Linked DNA regions of Mus musculus: all the other regions are linked to region 1. A link is a loop called in an ENCODE intact Hi-C map of the cell type or tissue named here. Cell type or tissue: heart. All regions are shown on one strand.

Region 1 (8,000 bases):
TCTGAAAACATGAAGGAGATCCTGCTTATCAGACTATGGAAAGTCAGGGGCATAGATGAGGCTGGCGACACCTATGCCCTGCTGGGAATATAGTTCAGCCTGTGGAAGAGAATCCAGAAGCTGCTGTTGGGGAGACAGTACCTTGAAAAATATCAGCGTCAAGAATGGGGCACCAGCTAGTTAGACGTCACAATGAATTCCTTGTGTGGGAGCTTACTAGTTATCACCTACGATTCTAAAGTAAGGATCTGGCTTCCAGCTCTGGGGTCCCGTGAGTACTGGATTTTAGGAGTAGGAGTGTGTTCTGGGGCTTGGATTTTCTGGCCTGATTTGTGGAGACCCTGCCCTCAAAAATCTGGATGCAGTCCACTTTTCTACCCACATCCATGAGCGTAGGTCCTGCCCTGTGGTCAAGCACAAAGCCCACAGTAGTCACAGCCAAGGCTTTTCAAGTCAGTGACTTCAAGAGGTCCATGTGTGGACTGGAAATTGTGAGTTGAGTCCATGACTAGACCTCGATATCGAAAGATGACCCTACAGGCTGGGAGCAGGGACTGGGTCGGTAACTCCAAGTTTCTTTGTTCCTGAACCTTTAGTTGGATTCCTATGCTTGACCCTGACCGGGGCAAATGGGCTGCTGGGAAAGCACCCGACTTCCAGGATAACCCAAAGGAACAGAAGACCTTCTTGGGAATAAGATTTTCTTTCCTGGGCTGTTTTCTTCCTCTGTTAAATGGACTTCAGAGGTAGGCCTGTCACTACAAGCCACGCAGGGAACTCTTTCTGCAGAATGAGAAGTCATCCTCTTCAGCCAATGTTCTTCTGTTCTCATTGATGCTTAAAACAAGTTTAATAGGCCTGGGGATATGGCTCCATTAAGAGCACTAGCTGCTCTCACAGGAGATCTGGGCTTGGTTCCTAGCACCCACATGATAGCTTACCCCCATCCATAGCTTCAGTTCCAGCGGGTCTGATGCCCACCTCTATGGGCACCAGGCATGTATATGGTACACAGACACACACTTAGGTAAAACACTCATAATAAAATAAATCTTAGGCAAGCAAACAACCCACACCATTAGTAGGGAATCCCATGTCCATGGCTTCATTCTTACATGAATGGGAAAACATTTGCTGAGTCACTTTTCTTAAGGATAAACTTTCAAGGACAATACTCAAAGCAGACTACTTTTCCTAATGATACCTTAGGTGGGAGGATTCTTATTTAACACTTGTGGAGGTATAGAAAGATGAGACAAAAGGGGTCCCCCTTGTTTCTTACCTCAGAAAAAAATCTGCATAAAAATGGAATCTTTTAAGTTCTAGAACGGCCTCCTATGGGGTAGGCAGTGGCATTTGGCATGGGTGCCCTATGCAGGGCCTTTCCTTGGGGCCCACTTTTCCTCGCTGCTTTTAGGGTTGCATAAGCTTCTGTCTTAGCTCCTACTGTCAACAGCAAAAATTTAAACAAAGGACAAACCCGTTATGTCTCACTAATAGATTAGAGTATTTTGCCTTTTAATCTTTTTGACAGAATCAACTTTCTGGGACTTGGAGAGAAGGCTTAATGGGACAGTGTGTATGCTTTCGAAAGGACCTGAGTTGGTTCCCAGCAACGCCTGTAACTCCAGCTTTGGGGGGATCTGGTGCTTTCGGCCTCTGTGGGTATCCTCACCCACATGTGTGTACACACATGATTAAAAATAGATCTTCTCAAAAGCCATTCCTTTGAAAGTCCAGATGGTGCCTCTTGTGAGCTCAAGTATCTATGTATTCTAATCAACGTGTTTACATATTACCAAGTCCTTAGACTCTGGCCAGACTTATCAGGAAAATCAAGGCATGAGAGTCTTGAAGTTGCGTGATCAGTACTGTTACTGGCTTTCTAACAAGTGTTGGGATTTTTAGCTGCCCATCTGAAATACAGTGCTTTTGGACTACACCTGAGGAACTTACAAAAGAATGAAGATTAATTTCATTTTGGTGATGAGAGACCAGGGTAAGAAATGACATGAGAATATGTAGAAAAGGTTGCCTAATTCTGTGCTCATTTGCTACATGGCTGTAATTTGTTACCTTGGAGCGTCACGGCATAACACGGGTTCATCTTTTACTTTTTATCTCTCAAGAGCGAGCATGCAGGTTGGATGGGAATCAGAAAGGCAGGCAGGTGTCATAGGCTAGGCTCCCATTAGGTTTCACCTCCTCGTGACAGTGGGAATTTGGAAATTCAAATGGAGATCCAGCTCTGACTTGGTTGGAAGCCAAATAACCCAACAATTAAAACCACCATGTCTACATATTCAGCCAATCACATTCTAGAGGCTATCGTAATGGTTCTTGCTGGAGAGAATCCATGTGCCAACCAACTAAAAATGACCACCAGAAGAATTGAAGGATGGATGGGGCCAAGTGGAGGCATGCGGAATGCTTGGACTATACATAGTAGAGTTCATTCTCCAGCTGTGTGTGGAGAGTGTGTATGGTATGTGTGTGTGTGTGAGAGAGAGAGAGGGAGAGAGAGAGCGCGCCTGGTTGGACTCAGAAGACTTTGCTTTGGATGTTTACTCAAAAGGTGGGATTTTAGTAGACACATCTGTGAAGCCTATGATGGCTCTGAAGAAGGAACATTCTGAAGAACCTGTCCTGGGGTGAGGGCCTGTGTAGATAGCAGGAGAATAAAGGCATAGGTTTGGAGAAGGATTTGGGAATAAGTTAAGACTCATTAAGGCTTAGCTTCTAGCCTTGGGGAACCCTGCCACAATTTGGCTATGGTGCCCACACCTTTAAGAGACCAGGATCAAACTCTGATCCTATGCATCATAGGCTGTTACTGCACTACTGAGCTAGATCCCATCCCTGTCCTGAAAAGTCATACGGGACCCAGGATACAGATACTTAAAGGCCATAAAACACAGCTGTAAAGTGACAAAATGATGTGACAGTTAAGCCATTCAAAGAAGTCAAGCCCTAAGAATCTCTGGCATCTGCACACACACCACACATTCACACACACACATACCATATACACATATCTCACACATATATACACACACCACACATTCACACATACATGTCATATACACACATGTACACACACCACACATTCACACACATGCCATACACACCACACACACACACACCATATACACATACACACCACATATACACACCACACAATCACACATACACATACCACATATACACCACACAAACATAGCCCCCACACCACATATACACCCCCACACCATATATACACCCCCACACCCCACACACACCACATATATACACCACACACATACCACATACACCTCACACCACATATACACACCCCCACCCCCACATATACACCCCCCACACACACACCTCACACCAAATATACACACCACACACACCCCACATATACACCCATCCCCAGCCCCCACATATACACCACACACACACACACACACACACACACACACACACACACACACACACACACACTTCTGTGTGGATCAGCAGCAATTCTCCATGTGGAGACGAACTCTAACATGCAGAGACCTTTCTTATGAGAACTAGGCAGAAAGACTACACAGGCCAGTAAGGGAAGATCTTTTGAGACAGACAGGAGCTAGCCTGAGAAAGCTTCTCTTTGGATGTTGACAGGAGCTGGCCTGCTGCTCAGAGCTAAGCCATGGGTCTCCTTGCCTGCCACAAGCAATCTCACAGAACAGCAGCCTTGGACGAGGTCATGCTGTGACTATGAGGAAGTCAGACAAGAAACATGTCTACTTCATAATTTTCTCTAGATGCAGGCAAGAACAAGGTCGAGGTGTAAATGGTAAAATGCTAGCTAGCGTTGCTCCCGGAGTCTGAGTGAGGAGGGATGCTGTTTTACCAATTCTCACTCTGTCTCCTCTTGCATCTGACCCAGATATCAAGATATACAGAGAACCACTCCACTTCCTAATGGTGCGGGATCCTGAAAAGCTATTGTTGTCCTCCTCCACAGTCCCAGCCGGAGGCTCGGGCTGTTTGAGCTCCAAGACCCCTTTAGTAGATGCCCAGGGTTCTGCATAACGCATGGCCCCAGCTGCAGCTGCACTGGACTCAGCTTAATACCGTAATTGTGTGGGTAGTCTAGCGAAAGGAGATGTAAGTCACGTTCTGAGCCTTGCTGGTCTAAGAGCGGGAAGGAAAAAAATGACCGCAGAATAGAGCGATTTTCTCTGAGGGGTCGGTTGCATTGGTCTGTATGCCAAGTCTTCCAACTTCGAGTAAACAATGACTTTAGGCTTCTCTCCCTTATCAAAAGAGCAGAGTTATAGAAGTTTCTGGAAAGCACATTGGCTTGAGCCTCTTGAAGTCCCTGTGGCTCAGCTGTGTCTCCAGAGCCTTTGAATTTGCTGAAGCACCAGAATCCCCAACTTGAGGGTGAACCCTGAAGCGGGACTTGAGAGCCTTCCCAACGGAAGTCCAGAAAGCCCACTCAGCCTTAATTGAGATGGTCCTAGTCTCTCTGGATGTTATTATGTACACTCAAAAGTTTTCCACAACCCTAAGCTTAGACTTAGACCAAGTACACGCCCTGGGTGTAGAGTTGACCCAGGACACAATAGTAGAGTGTGGTGCCCTCTAGTGAGAATGGCCTAAAACACCCCCTGGAGCTTTCTCAGAAGAGCTCAGTGGCACAGTTTTCTACTAAACAAAACCCTAAACTAGAACATCAAACCAAGAGCTGCTGTTGTGAAAGCAAGCCAAAGGTGAAGTCAGAGCACTCTCATCTTTCTGCAGAATAAAGCAAGAGGCCCTTTCGGAGAAAGTGGGCTCTTGAAGTCAGTGACCTGCTTGTCTCTCAAATCTTGTGTCTCAAAAAGCGGTTGAGCGAAACACATGCATGATCCTGATGGGTCTGCATTAAGGGACCTGAGAGAGACATTGATGCCACTCTCATTGAACATGTTAATGCTACAAAGAAAAACCTCCTGATGGGGGAAGGAGGGGAGGAAGGAAGGAGAGAACATATGAAATGGATGGAAGGGCTTACATCAAAGACCAAGGAGCCACCCTCCTATTTTAGGGAGTGTTGACAAACAGCCCAAAGTAAGCATGTAAGGGGACATAGCACAACTTCAATCCTAGTGTCCTGCCCAAGGCCAATAGCTGGCTTTTACTGATCGACATTTGACTCAATGCTTAACAACCTATGGAGCTTGGCTGACAAAAATTACAAGATGAGCCGGTGTGATTGCTTACGGGGTAGAAGTGCTTACCTCCCAGCCTTGCAACCCTAGTTAGATCCCCAGGACCCATACGATAGGAGAGAACTGACTGTTCTGAGTTGTCTTCTGCCCTCCACACATGCACACACACATGCGAATACAGACACATAAACATGCACATGCACACAGATGCATACATGTGTGCACACACACATGGGTACATACATGGGACACAAGTACACACACGTAGACATGCACACACATGTATGCATACATATGTACACAGACATGAGTACACACACATAAACATGCACATGCACACAGATGCATACATGTGCGCATACACACACATGGGTACACACATTGAACACACATAGACATGGACCTGTGCACTGATGCACACACACTTTCGTAAAACGGTACAGAAGCACCTATTTGCTGTTGAAGAATTTCTGGCAAGTTGGTGCGCACTTTGGAACCGTCCTAGATTATTTTTTGCCAGAGATGTTTGTCGTTGCATCTGCTGACGCCCAAGTCTAAACCATGTAAAAAGATGCTGACTACATGAGCCTCCTAAGTCCAGGAGCAGACACAGTGAGGGAGTGAGGCATCGGACAAGAAGTCTGCTGTGACATTCTGGGAAGAGGAACTGTGAAGAAGCAAACAGTGGAAGTGTGAGAATCGCCACTAAAGAAGACTTGCGAAGCCGAGCTGAAGGGATGCGGAGAAAGAACTCGCTCTTCTTCCGAAGCGTGACTACTGAGTGGCTTTTGTCACATTGAACACTCAGTGGAAGCAGCCTCATGGAATTTATCTTAGAAAGAAACTTCAGGGAAGGCAGACATATTTTATGTCTAAGAAAACTTTCTTATTATGGGAGAATTAAAAACGCAGACTCTCATTGAACAAAAGAGCAGACTATGGAAGGAGGCTGGACCCACAGTTACTGAAGCTCCTGTTAGGGTCAGAGCCATGCTCTGAAAGATTCAACAAGCTCTGCTCCAACATCAGTTCCCACCATGTTCGTAAAAGAGCTGAGAGTGAAAAGGAGAGAAAGGGGACTTACTCATGTGTGGCTAGACCTGGAAAAAGAACAAAGAAAGGAGTCTAGTGACCCCCAAGTCTCCCTCCCAGCATGCTGAGTTAATGGGTATGCTTAATGTATGCAGGAGGCATGCGTACACAGGCAGTCATAGTCCAAATGAGGTCCTGCCATCATTGTCTTAGCCCTGCTAAGCTGTCAGAGCTGTGTGAGGTTCTAAGGACATGACTTCCCCCTGGGCTTGGGACTTCAGCCATTCTTTTTCCCCAGCACAGGGCTCCTGGCGGCGGGGGATGGAATTTAGTTCCTTGGTCCATTTTTTTCCCCCAATAGTCTGAGAGCATACGTGCTTCTCCCCTATCGTCCATCCTGCTAGGAAGTTATAGCAGCACACAGGAGCACAGGCCTACCTTCCTGCACAATGAAAAGATGATCAGAGAGGACTGGAAAGTCACCCGATATTGAGCCTCAACTCCTCAGGCTTCACCAGCCCTGTTCAGATGAACGCAGGAGGTGTGAACGTGATCCAAACGACAGGCAGCTCTAGAGGGCGGACCACTTGATCTCTCATCTCTCCTAAGCTCTGCTGCAGTGAATGGAAGTGGTGATGTACATTGGAAAAATTAAAATGAAAATAGTTATGAATATGGTTCTTACATATGTTTGTATAAGTGGGACACTTTTGCATAAAACAGGTCCTTCTTTTAGGTCTGTTAACTTTGCCATTACCCCTTACTTTTCTGAAAATTTTTTCAAAAGGATGGGCCACACAACTGGACAATGTGCAGAGAGTGAGACCTTGGGACACTTCATCTGACCCCTCCCTTCAGGGCTCAGGGAACCCTGTGGAAAAGGAGGAGGAAACATTGTAAGAGCTCGTGAGGCTGGGTGAAGTGGAAATTTCTGGACTCTTTAACAACTCAGCTGTGTCATGTGATGTTTTTCCTGGACACTGTCTTGTGAGGGGGCATCTGATGGTTTGCTGAAAACAGACACTTAAGAGGGCAAGTAATGGTGAGAAGGAATAGAAATGGAACCCCCAAACAGTGAGAGGACGCTTTTACATTGTTGGTCTTCATTAGTCTTTGTTGGTCTTCGCTTCGAGGATAGGAACACGCCAAAGAACATCATGTGGTATTCCATCTGATTCTGGACTTTCTGGATCATTATTGATACATGTTTGGTGTTTGCTATTGGACTACACTGCTGATATCCTGACAACAAAGAGTGTAATTGCCCCAAGGAGCTACTTCTAAACAGGCCCACAACTCCCTTCTATTAACCGTCTTTCTCCCTTACCCCTGGTCGGTGGGCTAGAAGGGAGGTTGAAGCGTTTAAGAACCCTAAATAAAGTAGGTTTTGAAAACATTTAAGCCTACAGTTGGCGACACCAAGAACACACTGCCTTCCAGACACAACAGGACTGAGGCACATTTGAGCTCACAGAGACTGTGGCAGCATGCTCAGAGCCTGCACAGATCCAAGAAGATGTGGTCCTGGGAAGGAAGGTAACTCGAGTTCAAATTCTAATCCAGAAGCTATCTGCAATAGACAACCACTTGCAAAGAGAAAAGTAGTTTTTTCTAGAGAGTCTCACTGGGTGTAGAATGACACTTAAGGGTAGGCCCCATGCTGAGCCGGAGATGACCAGCACAAAGTGAACTCTGGTAGTTTTGAAGATTTTGCTTTGGTTTGGTTTGGTTTGGTTTTTGCCTCATATTGCTTTATTTGGACTATTTCCTTTCCTTCCTTCT
Region 2 (8,000 bases), 200 kb before region 1:
ACAATCGCGTCACGGGAATAGCCCCTGAATAGCTGCAATGGCTGTAAGCTCTTACTATGAGACTAAAGTGTAGCCTGCGGACACGGCGTGCCCCAAAAAGCTTCACGGAGTGCACCAAGCATGAAGAAGCACTGCTTCTGTGGAGAAGCAGACACACCCACAGCAGCTCTACTGTGATGTGCACACACACAGTAGGTCTACCCAGAAGACCATGAAGAAACGGAGACATACAACTCTGGAATAGAAAGGCCAGGTTACAAGCAACAATGTTTGCAGGTTGTAGACTTCATGTTAGTGAGTTTGTTCTGCAAGGATATTTTTTTGTACTGTGTAAAATGTGGATAATAAAATGTACCTCACTGATCACATGTTGTGAGATATAATGTCAGCCTGTTCCCTGACTCAACTTGCTCAATAAACACAGGATTCTAAAAACTGCGTCCTGGAGGGCAGAAGGAAAACATTTCAATAAAGACCCAGTCAGATGTCTGTTCTTATCAAATGAGAGATTTATTGTACATAAAATAAATTAATTACAGTTTGAGCCAAAGCTTAAACGGCTTCTTAAAGTGCATCTGTGTAGGGGATTCGGCAGGTAGCCCTGCATCTGGTCACTCTTGAAAACAGCATCTCAGTATCTCAGCACCCATAGCCACGACTCAGCCAGGCCCAGGAAGCAACCCAACGTCATTGCCATGGGTCATTTACACAAACCACGCCACCATCAACTAACACTTTTTTCTGTACCTGATGCCACAGTTTAAAGAAGAAAAACAACAACAACAACAACACACACGACTATACATCGTCACGTTAGGCAACCCACAGCTGAGTTTTTCACAGCTACTCAACCCCGGTGCCCATCTTGTGTCAGGAGACCAAGCACCTTCCTACAGACCACAGCTCACGGGTGTCTGTACACGGAATATTTTGGTCTAAAACTTGAACTTTATGGGGTGGGGAGAGTCCCTCCTTGTTCTTAAAGAAACCTAGATATCCTTCAAGTCAGAAAGTTATCCTGTAAAGAGAACACGTTGGAGTCAATGAGAAAAGCAAACCCTCCCCTTGGGAGAGAGAGAAAGCCCATGATGTTCTTTGTTCTCCTCCCCACCCCAATCCACATCCATGTTTTTGGTGCACCTGACCATCACTTAGAAGACAGTGAGGAACAAAAGCATGCCCCATCCCCACGTAAACGACTTGGCAGATCAGTCCCGCATCCGTCCATCTGTCCTCACTTCCTTTGTTGCAGAATTCCAAAAGGCCCCTCAGGCCCCTCTGCCACTGCTCTTTCTGGAACCATAACTGCTGTCAGCCTGCCATGGTCCCATCTAAGAAGAACCTCGGGCTTTCTGCCCAGAAGACCAAACCCCCTCCAGGAGTCGTGCCTCAGACCGACGTGACAGTCCTCACTTTGGCAGACAGAGCCTGCTTAAACCTCCTCTTCAGGTCTTGCATGTTGGGCGACTTGGGTCTGGGGATGAGGGAAGTTCTGCGTTTCTCGGGGGTGCTGCTGGGCTGCTGCTTGGGGCTCACTTCTTTGCACAGGACATGGAAAGCATTGTAGACGTCGTTGTAATTTTCACTGACAGATACTTCATAGAAGGAGCAGCCGAGCATGCTGGCCAGTTGCAGGCCAAGCTGAGGGTCCACCTGCTTGACGTGTAGGAGGTCAGCTTTGTTAGCCACCAACACCACAGGCAGCCGAGTGCCCGGGTGCAGCTGCTGCACGTGCTGGTGGAGCTGGCTAATGAGTTCGTAGCTCTTGTGGTCCGTGATGGAGAACACGAGGACGACGGCATCTGCCCAGCGAATGCAGCGATTCAACTGCTCGCTGCAACTCAAGCCATTCTCGTGCACCTGAGGAGAAGAGGGAGAGCAAGGTGAGCAGCTAGCAGTGGGCACGGCACTGAGCTCTGGCCACAGCACATCCCTCAATTCAAAAGAACCCTTCATAGCGATGGATGGCGGGTTACGGGTTGTAAACAAGTTCTATTCCCCACACACTTGGGCTTTCTTAACAATATGTTGATCCAGCTGCTTGGAGGGAATAAATAACAGGGCAGCTCACCACACTCAAGTGGAAAATGGACCTGCAGAGAACTCCACGCAGAGCGACTTTGTAGTTGCACAAAATGGGAAATTAACTGGCTAGACAGTAAGTCTGGGGAAGATAGGAGCTGGAAGCATTTAAACCTGGATAACTGCCCAGTTCAGGACGGGGAAGGGGGGAAAAAATCCTAGCAGAGCTCTTTTGTCTACAGAGAAACTTTCCACAACATAAAAGTGATTCCGGGTGTTGGAGACTGGGCCTGAATATTTGGGTTTTGATGCCAAAGGCACATAAATAAAAACCAAAGGAAGGAAGTACTGCCAATTCTAAGGGCTGGTTTGGTTCCCCCTGCTCCGGTGATTCCCCTCCTACAAGAGGGGCTCCCCTTCTTCTCCCAGCTCCCCAAACTGAACCGGGCCAAGGCTGACCTGCGGTCAGGTACAATTTAACTGTCAAACCACAAGTACCGTCTAGACCTGACTGCCCACATCTCGTGTCCCTTACACTTAAACAAGTGAGCAGTGCCTCAGCCGCCGGTGTCTGCTCTGGCCCTGTCAGCATCAGTGTCTCACCTGGATGCCCGGAGTGTCCTGGACCTGAATAGCCAGCGTTTCTCCTTCTATGTGAACTTGTCTTGTGTAGAGATTACCTATGAAGACAGAGAAAGGAGAGTGTGTTCCTCTTTCATGTGCAGCCTCGGGAAACATTATGGTTTGGGTTTTTGTTTGTTTGTTTGTTTGTTTTTAATGTACCACGACTTGCACCGATACACACAAGAGAAAGATGTGATTTACTTCTAGTTAATGCACTTAATTCAGATCTTGTTTAAAGGCCACGTGCAGTCTTAAGCCCCTGCTAGTAGATTATCAAATTTTATCAAAAGTAGGTCAAAGTTTGTGGGTTTTTAGAAACTTGCTGGTCTAATTTTAACTGAGTTTCCATATTTAGAGTAGTTCCACGGAGGAAAGTTTCTGGCTCAGTATACGCAGGGTTTCTGTTTTTATTTTATATTATCATTCTCTGAACAGTTATATTTTGCCCACAATAGCTTCATAAGCAAACACGGTTAGTAAATGCACAGTTAGCATCCCTCTTAGCATGAATATGTGCCATGATTCTGATCAGCTCTATATCAAAGCAGAAGGCCACCAGGTCTTATCTTGGGACAGCTTATATGGCTCATTTCAACTAAATCCCCAACTGGTACTTAATACAAGTCTACTAATTTAACCATACAGTCTACTTAGTTAAGCAATTTGCTCTCCCCCTGCTAGAATCATAGCAGCTACTTATTTGTCTTTGTTAAGGAAAGAACTTTAGGCTTACAACTCTTCTTTGGCCTTTGCTTTCAAAGGTCGCCCCTGAAAGGCAGCCAGCAGAGGGAGAGGGTGGGGGAGGAGCTTGCAGCTGGGTTTTTTGTTTGGTTGGGTATTTTTTTTTTTTATGACTTTTGCAGGCATGTTTTAAAGGACAAGGCCTTGGAGTACAAACGGTGCTTCCAACTGGGGTCCCTATAGTTAAAACATACCACAGGGAATACTTTCGGGCACTTGATAAAATGATGAATGCGCCAAGAATGGAATGAGGCCAGATGGCAGCTGGGGGGAGGGGGAAGGGGGAGGGGGAGGGGGCGTGCAGAATTGGAAGTAGCAGAATCTTGATGCTAAACACTGTCACTCTGAAGGAAGTGTCCTTAAAGGTACTGAGAAATGAGGGCGGCCATCCCAACAGGGTTGGTCTCCGTACGTTTCCTCACCTGCATTTCGTTCGTAGTCCCCGATGAATCGTTTAGTGAGGAATCGGACCACCAAAGCTGCAATTCAGAAAAGAAAACAGACTGTTAACCCACTAAGTTAGACGGTTCTCCACCCCACCCCCACCTGGAAAACAACTCTTCCAAAGAAAGTCACAGCCGGCCACCGAGGGCTCCTTGACCCTCTACCAGACACAAGGAGGTAGGAGTGAATTACAGCTCTGCCAGCAGGAAGGGTCTTGAGGCCCAGCCCCTCCGCGGAGCCCAGCTGGGCCACACCTAAGCCTTCCAGCAGGCAAACTTCTTCCTAACCTTACGGAACTCCTGGAGGGGTTACAATCACTAGCTCCCCCATTCCGCCCCAGATCCTGCCAAAAGCCCAAAGCCCCAAAGTTCTACTCTGGCCCGAAAGTCGGCGGGACGCTCTGGGCCCCAGTGACCCTCTTCGTTAAAGCAGAGACATGAAGAGGCAGAGGATCCCACTGCAACGCCCACCGTCTCTCAGTTCCAGTCCGAGCGGGGGTCTCCCACGTCCCGCCCCTCCACCAAGCGGGTTCCTCGCATGGACTCACCGGTCTTGCCCACGCCGCTGGCCCCTACCACGGCGATCTTAACGAGCCGGCGGCCCGCAGCCCCCAGGCAGCAGTCGGCAGCGGTGCTGCCTGGGGCGGGGTACTCTGCGATGGTACACATGTTCTGGATGAGGCGCATCGCCGCTACGGCCCGGCTGCACGGAGCGGGGAGGAAAGTCAGGACAGGAGACGGCTCGCGCTGCAAGGAGAGGAGGGTACCCCGTCGGAGGGCGCGCGGGCAGAAACTGGAAAGAACGGGAGAGCGCGACGAGAAGAGAGGCTCGGGGGTTCCGGATCGCGGCTGGGATGGCAGCCGCCGGGGCGCGGGTTTTCTCTGGCCCAGGCCCCGCCTCCATTCCAGCAGCCAATCCCCGAGCGCCCCGCTCGAGGCCCCGCCCACGGCCTGCACTACCAGGCTGCGCCCCCACAGGAGCCGAGAGCGAGTGCGGGGCCCCGTGAGATCCGAGGAAAACAGGGCGGCCGGCGCGAGGGTGGCAACGTGCGGGACCCAGCCGGCTCCCGCTGCGCTAGCACGCGGCCGCACCGGTGCCTGCGGGGTCACGGGGTCTCAGATCCGCGTGGGGGGATCTGGCCGTGTCTGCTGGGTCTCAGGTCCACGTGGGGGGAATCTGTCCTTGCCTTCATAGGAGACCTGGCGTGTCCGCGGGATCTCAGATCCGCGGTGGGTTTAGAAGCACCCACCCTTGTCTGCCAACCTCGCCGCTGGGCCTCCGTAGGTCAGTCCCTAGGCATTCTCTGAATTGGGTCCCAGGTCCCCTAACCTCTCTGACCACTGGCTTCTCCACCTCTGACCCCAAGGAACCTGCTGGGAGCCCCATAGGTCACTGCCCTGTTTGGCCCTGCCCTATGTTCTGCTCGTGCGCTCGACATCTTTGCACTGACTTGGCTACATTCAAAGTATTATCCTGGATTATACATTTTCCCCATCCTTGTATTCCTAAACAAAGGCACCCCTCCGTGACCCAAAATGTGGCGTTTGTCTTTGGGGCAAAATACCTATTTTGTTCTAGTTCTTGCCAACAGTGCAAGCCCACGAGAAGGCACACAACGTGGAAAGCAAGTACCGCACCCCGAGAGGCAAAGCCAGGCTAAAAGTCACTAGAACAAGCTTGCATGGCTAGCCCAGTCACGCCTCCTCCCAGATCTGTGAAAGGTAAGACAAGAAGTCAGTGCAGCTGTGGATTGGACTCACCGGGAGGCAGAGGGGCCCCACGGTTAGCCTAGTCATAAAGGTTAGTTAAAAGTGGCTTGTCGCCAAGGAAGATGAGGAGTCTAGCACTCATAAAAATACCAAGTACCCCCGTGTCCTCATCAGAGAAAATCACAGACAACTGCTGGCCAGATCCCAACTTCAGCAACCTACTTTATCTATCGCCACCAGCATGCCCTTACAACCCTCAGGGCCTTTTATCTTGGTGCCTAAGAGCAAAGCCTGTGGCATTTTGTACACCTTTATTGAAGGTAGAAAAGCAAAAGAAGCTGATTCCAGGCTCAACACACCGTTTCTTGTTTAATCACAGTCCATTCTGGGCTTCATTCACCAGGTAATAAGAATTTACCCTCCTACTCTGGTCAGACCGGGACAAACCCTGTATCTAGTAACAGTTTGAAGGGGTGAAGAAATCGGAGGGGAACTAGGAAGATTATGTAGACTTGCCTGGTTAAGTCTTCCAGGATGAACAACAGAATGGAGGGGGTGGGGTGGCAAACAGGCTGAGCAGTCACGGTAGTAAAAGTCTGCCTTCTAGGGAAAACACTGGACTGAAGCAAGATCAGACGTCTGAGTCTGGGACAAAGGGCATGGCCAATTTGCATCATGTCTTTCTGTGTGGTTTAAATCAAACTTGAGTTTTGCCGGTCTATAAAATCAAACTTAGCAAGGCTATAATTAAGGTACCGTGCACCTTTCAGCCCCCGGCCCTCTAGCCTGCAATTCTCTAGTGTTTACATGGGAAATAATTACGTAGTCTACAACATTTGTTCGGCTGCTTTTTGCACACACAGACCTGATAAAGATTCTCAAAGGGAATTTTGCCTTGAATCACTTTAGCGTCTGGTGTTTCATTTTCGTTACCATGGGACTAACCAGACCAGTGATTTTTCTGTCTGCATCATGAAGGCTGAATAGAGTATACTTACTTTAAGTCAAAATGAACTGGCTGTACTTAAAACACAGAGAGAAGTGGAGGAGGAAGGAAGGGAGAGAGAGAAGCAGAGAGAGAGAGAGAGAGAAAAGAAGGAGGAGGAGGAGGAGGAGGAGGAGGAGGAGGAGGAGGAGGAGGGGAAATGAGAAAAGGAACGGGTGTTACTTTAAAACCATCTACCCAGTAGCCCCCACCTGCATCTGGTTAACCTCAGATGATAACACTTAGTTATCACTTCTTGGAAACCCAAATTTGTAAGAAAAAAAAAGAGACCAAATTAGAGGGCAGATCAGGACAGGAGACATGATTATCTATTTTATTCCAGACTATAGGAAAGAAATTTCACTTTTTACATCTAAGGTTATGGAGAAAATGATCATGTAATCCCTTCACTCCGAAGCCAGAAGCAGGCTGACTCTGCTCTATGACTGACTATAAGGCAGACACTATCATTACTTCTAGGAGCCATTCCCCTGCTGCTCCATAAACCACCCCAAACTGGTTCACGGTCCTTGTCCAGACACAATGGCACCGTTCTTTCCTGGACTCTCTCCTGGTGAAAGATGGAAGTCAGATGACAGCTGAGTTAGGTTCTAACCTAACTCACGGTTCTGGCTGGCCATCCAGTATGGCTTCCTCATTCACACACATCTGCATTTCAATCAGAAAGGTGGGAAGAGCTGAGCATAACTCAAGCTGCTTCAGAACACAGTGACTTCTAAGAGGACACTCTGAAGACAGGAAGTAGAACCCCATCTCTTAAGGCTTGTACATGGAATCCAGCAAAGCTTTGCTCTATTATGTGCTAATGGCCCAGCACACAGAACTCACACAGATCCAAGTGTTCGGCAAGGCACATGGGTCCTACCTTTAGATGGAAATTGTGCTAAAGAATCTGAGAGCATCTTTTCTTTAAAAATGAGAGAACAAAGTTCCACACACATCCTCAAAAAGATCACTGGGCCCATGATGAACACAAACCACAAATTGGCAGGTGATCAATGATATTTAAAACCAACCAAATGAGGGCTGGGGAGATAGCTCTGTTGGTTAAATGCTTTGTGAGTAAGAAAGGAGACCCGAGTTCAATCCCATGTGAAAACAAAAGACAAACCCAGGCGCTGTGGCACACAGCTTCAGTCCAGGCCTTGGAGAGATGAAGACAGGGAACTCCATCTCGGGGCTTGCTGGCCAAACAGTCTAACAGAAACAGCTCTATGTTCAGTGAGAAAATTATGTCTAAAAATAAATGAGATAGGCAATAATTGAGAAAGACACTCAACATAGACTTCTGACCTCCACATGGTTGCTCAAACGTGTGTGTGTGTGTGTGTGTGTGTGTTCATTCACTTGCGCACTGGCACATAACCACACGCACCTGTATGTACATAAATATGTTGCATATATAAATAGCTTGATGATGTTTCGAAGTGATGTATACACACTCTCTCCCTCCC
Region 3 (8,000 bases), 76 kb before region 1:
TATCCCATTAGAGCCATGGTTCTCAGCCTTCCTAATGCTACAACCCTTTAATGCAGTTCCTCATGTTATGGTGACCCTAGCCATAAAATCATTTCATTGCTACTTCCTAACTGTAGTTATGCTTCTGTTATGAATCGTTATGTAAACATCTGTGTTTTCTGATGGTCTTAGGCAACCCCTGTGAAAGGGTTGTTTGGCTTCCAAGTTGAGAATCACTGCATTAGAGGAATTCTGATGTCATGCTCACTCCAAAGCTGGCCTTACTTTATACTAACAGTATTCCAAAAGTGGCAGAGGCACTGCTAGCATCGAAACAGCTCCAAAACCCACCGTCGGGGTTTGTCCCAAGTCACGGCTGCTGTGCTCAGACTGGAGAGCTGAGAGTGTCTAGTGTTGGTTGGCTGACTGAGGGATAATGGCTCCAATGGACAATGCACCGGTTCCTCAAGTGTCACATGGGGGCAAAAGACACCGGACTACCCCTTCGTATCAGATGAGGGGTGGAGAGCACTGAATGTGTGAGGGGCAATCTGGGAGGCAGACCCTGAGCTGTCTGGCTAGAGAGCAGAGGAGAGACAGGAGCATCATCTGTGGCTTCTGAATGAGCTTCCTGAGTCCTGGGAGCCGGGAGACACTGCTACCTTAGGATTCTTTGCGTCTCCAGTGGTAGATGCTCAGTTTGAACTGGTCAGGGAAAAGAATAATTTCACTGCTCTCGGTTACTGAAAAGTCTGGAATTTAGATATGGCAGCAATAGAATGAACAACGATAGAATCTTTCTTCCAGGTCTTGGGCCATTTTCCAGTGTTGGCTTCATTCTGGGTCATGGGTGCCAGCCTGGTCCACAGAGTGAGACCCTGTAATGCATCCGGGGAACATTGTCCAGTGGGTAAAGGCCTTGCAACAGAAGCATGAGACCTGAGTTTGGATCACTTGCACCCACGTGCAAAGATGAGCAGGTTGCCACACCAGCCCTGCAGAAGCAATGATAGGAGGGTTCCTGGGGCTCACTGCCCAACCAGCCTAGCTAAATTAGTGAGCTCCAGTTTCAGTGATGTAGCCGTCCAGAGGCCATGGTTGAACTGGGTGTACCTGAAAGGGGGACTGGAAATGAAAGGGGGGGGGGCATGAGAAGGATGAAGCCAAGACAAGGTTCCAATCAAAGCTCCAAGTTTAATATTCAGCACTGCATTTCTATAGGGCAAGCCCACAGACACCCATCCTTTGTTTCATCTGGATTATGTTGCAAAGCAAGTTCAGTGGGCAGTCTATTCTTCTAAGTTCCTGTAGGAAGTGGCACATGCAACCAAGGTGGACGACTCCACCTAGGTCTGTAAGGTCCATCCAGTGGCAAACGTGGAAGGTCCGTTCAGCCTGCTCAAGGCTGGGAAGGGCGCACAGTGAGATGCGTTGGCTCAAAAAAAAAAAAAAATAAGGTAGAAACTAATTGAGGAAGACACCCAAATTATTCTTGTTGATGTTGTTAATTATTTATTTTTTTTTGTGTGTGTACTCTGTAGCTGTCCTCAGACACACCAGAAGAGGGCGTTGGTTCCCATTACAGATGGTTGTGAGCCACTGTCAGTGTTCTTAACCACTGAGCCATCTCTCCAGCCTCCAAAGACACCCAATATTAACCTTGCCTACACACACACACACACACACACACACACACACACACACACAACCCTACACACACACACACACATACACACACCCCCCCACACACACACTTGCACACATCCCTACACACACATGTACACATGAAGTCCCAGGGCTGACTTTTTACTGAAGAAATCAGTCTCTGTAGCTGGACCATGAGGTTCCTTCTCACTCTAGGTGCAAGGTAAGACATACCTGAACCCTTGGGTTTTGGGCTTTTTTTTTTTTTTTTTTTTTTTTTTTTTTTTTTTGAGACAGGGTTTCTCTGTAGAGCCCTGGCTGTTCTGGAACTCACTCTGTAGACCAGGCTGGCCTCGAACTCAGAAATTTGTCTTCCACTAGCAGCCTTTGGATGAAGACATAGAACTCTCAGCTCTGCCTGTGCCATGACTGCCTGGATACTGCCATGTTCTCACCTTGATGATAATGGACTGAACCTTTGAACCTGTAAGCCAGCCCCAATTAAATGTTTTTTGTTTTTTGTTTTTTTTTTTGTTTTTTTTTATAAGACCTCCCAAGAGCTGGGATTAAAAGTGTGCACCACCACGCCTGGCCTTTTCTTTCTTTCTTTCTTTCTTTCTTTCTTTCTTTCTTTCTTTCTTTCTTTCTTTCTTTCTTTCATTTGAACCCTAGGGTTTGAGCACGTGCACTGGTCAGTTCTGTGTATCTCCCTTGAGGAAATGCCTCCATGAGATCCAACTGTAAGGCATTTTCTCAATTAGTGATCAAGGGTGGGAGAGCCCATTGTGGGTGGTGCCTGGGCTGAGTGAACCAGGGGAAGCAATCCAGTAAACAGCACCTCTCCATGGCCTCTGCATCAGTTTCTGCCTTCAGGTTCCTGCCCTGTGTGAGTTCCAGCCCTGACTTCCTTTGGTGATGAACAGTAATGTGGAAGTGTAAGCTGAATAAACTCTTTCCTCCCCAACTTGCTTCTTGGTCATGGTGTTTTGTGCAGGAATACAAACCCTGACTAAGACAGCATGGGAGAGGGATCTTTCCCAGAGTAGGTCTGGCAGTGGCTACTGGAAGACACAGAATAATTCCAGGGTGGGCACATGGTGAATTCCATCACAAGGGTTGGCTGAAGTAGAGTTAGACCTGTTCTGAGACTTGTAACTATACAAGTTACCACATCCTAGGTAATGCCAGTGCTAGCCGATGGGTCGCACTTTACAGCAGGGAGCACACTACCTGGAGTGGCTGCCTCGCTCTGCTCCACTTAGGTTGATGCTGGCCTAGAAACCATTTTTCCATGTCCTGGCTATTCTTTTCCAGCCATAGATCTCACATCAGCTGTAGTCTCTATAGAGACACACTTTCCCTCAAAATCCACTCATTAGCTAGGCACCATCTGTGAGGTTTGACCTCTTCCTACCTGGGTAGTTCTCCACTCAGTGAAGCCAGGGTTACAATTTTCTAATCCAAGAGCCTTCTGTAATTGAGACTTGTTTATATCAACCTTGCCGAATTGTAAAACACATTTAATCATTCATGAGTTGGATAAACTCTGCAGTGTTCGATTGATTTGCTGACTAACCCATAGCCTTTCAACTTTTTTTTTCCTTCTTCTTCCAGAGGTAAACAGAATCTTCTTACCTCTCCCTGGCTGGCCTGATACTCACTATGTAGCCCAGGTGGGCTTTGAACATGTGGCAGTCCCTCTGACTCAGCCTCTCGAGTGCTGGATTACACTGCACCACACCCAGATTTCAACCTGTCTACAGTCTACTTGGTTTTAGGTGTTTAGAGGGTACCCAAACAATCCTTTTTCTTGTTGGCACAGCACCCAGGGCCAGGTCCTGGTTGGTTTTCTCTGTGCCAGTGGTGTTTGTGTGTGTAAACATATGTGTATGTTCATGTGTGAGTGCGTTGTATGTGTCAAAGCCTGAGGTTGATGTTGGATGTCTCCCTCCTTTCTGCCTTATTTTTTTTTTGTTTGTTTAAAGATTTATTTGATTTTTTTTTGTTTGTTTGTTTTGTTTTTTTGAGACAGGGTTTCTCTATATTGCCCTGGCTGTCCTGGAACTCACTCTGTAGACCAGGCTGGCCTTGAACTCAGAAATCTGCCTGCCTCTGTCTCCCCAAGTGCTGGGACTAAAGGTGTGCGCCACCACCGCCCAGCTGATTTATTTGATTTTTTAAAAAGATTTATTTATTTTATGTCTATGAGTACACTGTAGCTGTACAGATGGTTGTGAGCCTTCACGTGGTTGTTGGGAATTGAATTTAGGACCTCTGCTCCCTCTGGTTGGCCCCGCTCACTCCAGAAGAGGGCATCAGATCTCATTACTGGTGGTTGTGAGCCACCTTGTGGTTGCTGGGATTTGAACTCAGGATCTTTGGAAGAGTGGTCAGTGCTTTTACCCACTGTGCTATCTTACCAGGCCCCCCCCTTTAAAAAATTGGCATTTTCTTTTTATTTTAAAAAAATATTTTTTAAGATGTCTTCAGACACACCAGAAGATGGCGTCAGATCTCATTAAGGATGGTTGCTGGGATTTGAACTCAGGACCTTTAGAAGAGCAGTCAGTGCTCTTAACAACTGCGACATCTTTCCAGCCCGATTTATTTGATTTTTAATTATGGATGTGTGTGTGTGTGTGTGTGTGTAGGTGGTATGTGCATATGATGTAGGTGCCATGGTCCAGAAACCATGGGATACCTTGTAGCTGAAGTTACAGGTACTTGTGAGCCACCCTAAGTGGGTGATGGGAATTGACGTCAGGTCCTCTGGAAGAGCAGTGTGCACTCCTAACCATCCAGCCATCTCTCTACCCCTTGCACTTTACTTGTTTGAGACAGAGAGGGTCTTGCCTGAATATGTAGCTTGTGATTTGACTAGTCTGGCTGGGCAGCAAATACCAGCCCATCTCTGTGTTCTCTCTCTGCCTCTCCAGCACTGGGATAGTTATACACCATGACTGTGTTTCTTTACCTGTGGGTGTGGACTCGGGCGGGGGGCAGGACGTGAGTCTAGAGATCTGTACTTGTGCAGTAAGCACTTTATAGACTGAGCCATCTCCCCAGCTCTCAATTGTGTTTTAACCCCTGTAGGCCTTGCACTCAGTGCATTCATATTGGAAAAAATCGCAAAGCTTATCATTAGAAAGCATGAAAGCTTTAGACTAACCACGCACAAAGCTGAGGCCTTCAGCTTGTGACATTTCTCAGTCTTTAAGCTTTTCAGGACCTTACTGTGTTCTGGCCAGTCATAGTTAGGGTGTTTTATCGATGGTCCCCCTCCCCTGCCCCCTCCTCAAATGGTGCCCCTCCTAAGTTTAGCATGCCTTTATCTGTACTATTTATTTGAGAAACACAGAGCTGGGTTGGATACCTGCTCTGTAAGCCTTATGGAGCTAACCATGTCTATTAACTAATCATGTAGAAGCTGGAAGAGTCGTAACTGACAGCAGTAAAAAAGAATGAAAGTAAAATTCAGGTAGAATGAGTCATTGTGAGCAGGAATATTAATCCTTCTACACACTGAAAAATACAGTATCCATGTGACCCGTCCCCCACCCTCACCCTTCAGTCAGTGGTTTTGTCTTCTATTTCCACCCCAGATCCTAGAAGAATTACCAATGGATGGATGGCTCTCATGTTATGTGTATAACCCTAGCCCCCCAGCCCCCAGTATGTTACTCTTGGCTAGACAGAGCTGTCTTCAATTATATTAATTTCTCTCCTAATTTAATTCTCCACAAAATACATTGGTTTGGGAATTTATCACGTTTCACATGCACAACTTCCCTGTGGAAAGCTTGGGACTGCAAACTTGTCTGCACAATTATTCCCCATGTTTGAAATGAACTCTTTCAGTTCTCACGAACATATCCCTCAAGTGGTGTGTACAGTGTGCACCCTGAGCCTGCAGTCTGGGCCTCCGCAGGAAGGTGTAAAAGCTCAAACAAAACTGAGATCAGGAGCTCCGAGGATGGGAGATAGGAAAGTTTTGTTTTGGTATTTCCTGGACAGCCTCTAGTACCGCCCAGAACCTGGCCATTTCCTCTGTACCTGCTAATGTCACAAATCTCCCGAGTGTGCCTGCTTAGACCCGGAATTCTTTCCTTTCTGGGAACCTTTCCCTAGGCAGCTGGGTTGCTGCTGGCTAGGGCTTTCTGGCCACGCCCATGTCCTGGTCTCATTTTACTTTTCGGGTTCCGGCGGATGCCATCTGGCTAGAACCCTGGAGAGAAACTTTAAAGTTGACTACACTCACCCTTAGACCCTTATTCATATCCTCCACTAGCTAATCCCTAACGCCCAAGGCTTGCTGGACACCAGCAGAAACGGGCAGAGGGAAACCGGGAAGCGAGCACGCCCGTGTCCCCGCGGTGTAGGTCCCCAGCCCAGTGCCCGGTACGGTCCTGGGTCCGGCGGAAAGGCCGCGGTGCTGGGTTTGCTCGGGGCTGGCCTTACGGTGCAGCTGGCACCGAGCGGGACCCTAGGGCAGAGGAGCAAGAACGGCTTCCAGTGGGGTCAGCCGAGCGGGTCCTGGCTGGCAGCGGGAGCATAGCAGTGGCCTCGGTTCCGCGCCTCCCGGCTCCGGGCTCCTCCTCCCGCCGGCCGCGGCCCGGGCTGCGTCGCTCCGCCACTCCCCGCCCCGCGCCGCCGCCCCGCCCTCGCCGCCGCCCGGCCTCGCTCGCCCAACCCCACTGCAAGCCGGCCCCAGGCCGCCTCGCCGCCACCCGGCCTCGCTGCGCGCCACCATGGACAGTCCCGTTTTCCCCTGGTAAAGATGGCGGTGCGCGATCGCTGCAACCTTTAGACTAATGACTGTCCGAAACATCGCCTCCATCTGTAATATGGTGAGTGGCCGCCGAGCCTCCGGGGGTCGCGCCCGCAGCGAGCCAGGCAAAGAAAGGGAACCCCGGGCTGGAGCTGCACGCGCGCCGCGGTCGTGGGGGCCGTGCGGCCAGAAGTTCCCGGTCCCGAGGCTGGGCCGGCTGACCGCAGTCCCCCCCACCTCTGTCCCAGCCGGGGACCCCGAGCGGATCCCAGGGATCCCCAGGGCGGCCCCATGCCCCCGCCCTCGAGTTGCGGTGCGGGTGGTGGGTGGGGGTGGAGGTGGAGGGTGCGAGGTGGCTGCACAGCGAAGTCCCGAGGGAGGACCATGAGGGTACGAGCCCGGAGTGGAAGGAAGCAAATCCTTCTGGTGCAGTAAATAAACCCTTACTGGACTCGCCGACTGTCCTCTGCTCCTTCTGGAGTTCAGCCTTGATTGTATTTAAGATTCACTTTGCAACAGCAGTGCTCTTACCAGGAGAAATTGGATAGACATGAAAGCTGTGACCAAAAAATAAAAAATAAATAAAAAATAAAAATTCCAAGTGAAGAATCTGGTTAGAGAGGTGAACTAAAACCTGGTATCGGAAAAGCATGGCAATTTGTTCTGGAGGCCTCAGTTTCCCCACCTGCATGCAGGAGATTATAAGGAGACAGGAACGTTTGCAGGCCCTGGGAGTGAGTGGCTGTAGGTGTGAGGAAGTCTGCAGGGGTTGTCCTGCCCCGCCTCCTCTCCTTTTAGCTTGGACACTGCCTGGTCTGTCTGATAGGGTGGGGGTCTGGGGGGGGGTGTTACCCAGCAGTCACTTTAATTTAGATTTCCCCCATTACTTTCCAGTTCTGTTTAGTTTCCTCGGGACCAGTTTCTAGCCCTTGGGGCCACTGAGTGTACTCAGCTAGCACCCCCACTTGTGGGAGCCATAGGGAGGTCAGGGGTAAGGCACTGGGGTGTGGGAGTTGAGGAGGGTGTGTGTTCTGCCTGTACTTTCTGTATCCTCACCCCCTTAGACCCCCTTCAAACTGGAACACTGTTTTTTTTTTTTTTTTTGTTTTGTTTTGTTTTTCCATTTTGGGGAATCCATCCCCGCCCCCACCCCCCTCCGCCACCAAGTTAGACAGTAATGCTAGCATCTAAAGGAAATCTGAGGAGGCCTGATTAAGTAGGCCTCAGGTAAGGTGATCTGGCTGCCCTTCCCCCATCACACAGCTCTTTAAATCTTCTGTCCCACATTCTGTTGCAAGATCAACACATGGCACAGCACATTAAGGAGCCATGTGTTAGCTCAGGTGGAGTTGAGACCTGCTGGGGCTGGCCCCAGCTCTCTGTGCTGGTCCAGGCCAGCAGAGCAAACGCAGGAGGTCCCAGAGAGGTAGCTAGCTGCCTGCTTGGTGGTACAAATCTCCTTAGCCGATGGCTCCCGCAGCCTTGTCATTTTCCCTTTCTGCTTGAAGACGCAGGTTTCCTGCTTCTTCCTGTCCAGTGACATTAATGTGGCTGGATGCCCTGAGAAGACAATGCATTTCTTCTCAGTGTCTCAGCTGTAACCGAGCTC

The links. Hi-C counts contacts between places; a loop is a spot of excess contacts. Peaks named below come from ENCODE experiments on the same cell type or tissue, not always from the same donor. Only the 100,000 strongest peaks of a DNase experiment are listed, where the experiment ranks them.
Region 2: a loop joins it to region 1, with 2.2 times the contacts of the local background. A loop is called at or near these places in 4 of 42 quality-filtered maps.
Region 3: it touches region 1 in a loop (1.9-fold over the local background); 7 of 42 quality-filtered maps call a loop at or near these places.

Annotation. Positions count from the first base shown.
Region 1 is chr5:73,990,342-73,998,341 of GRCm38, reverse strand. No RefSeq gene overlaps it. Among named protein-coding and RNA genes, the nearest start is that of Usp46os1, 20 kb to the left of the region's middle. In heart, a CTCF peak has its summit at 4,628 (motif pointing left); no DNase peak of the experiment used is centred here; H3K27ac peaks cover 543 bases.
Region 2 is chr5:74,191,969-74,199,968 of GRCm38, reverse strand. It overlaps Rasl11b (RAS-like, family 11, member B), which reads right to left and starts at 4,643. Exons shown (of 4, transcript NM_026878.1): 1 at 4,379-4,643; 2 at 3,810-3,866; 3 at 2,626-2,702; 4 at 492-1,860. The coding sequence starts at 4,517. The coding sequence ends at 1,390. In heart, CTCF peaks have their summits at 3,413 (motif pointing right) and 4,815; DNase peaks (open chromatin) are centred at 1,838 and 4,748; H3K4me3 peaks cover 4,652 bases; H3K27ac peaks cover 5,241 bases.
Region 3 is chr5:74,066,720-74,074,719 of GRCm38, reverse strand. It overlaps Usp46 (ubiquitin specific peptidase 46), which reads left to right and starts at 6,309. Exons shown (of 9, transcript NM_177561.3): 1 at 6,309-6,470. The coding sequence starts at 6,435. In heart, CTCF peaks have their summits at 3,966 (motif pointing right) and 6,158; DNase peaks (open chromatin) are centred at 5,839, 6,259, 7,189 and 7,849; H3K4me3 peaks cover 2,793 bases; H3K27ac peaks cover 2,959 bases.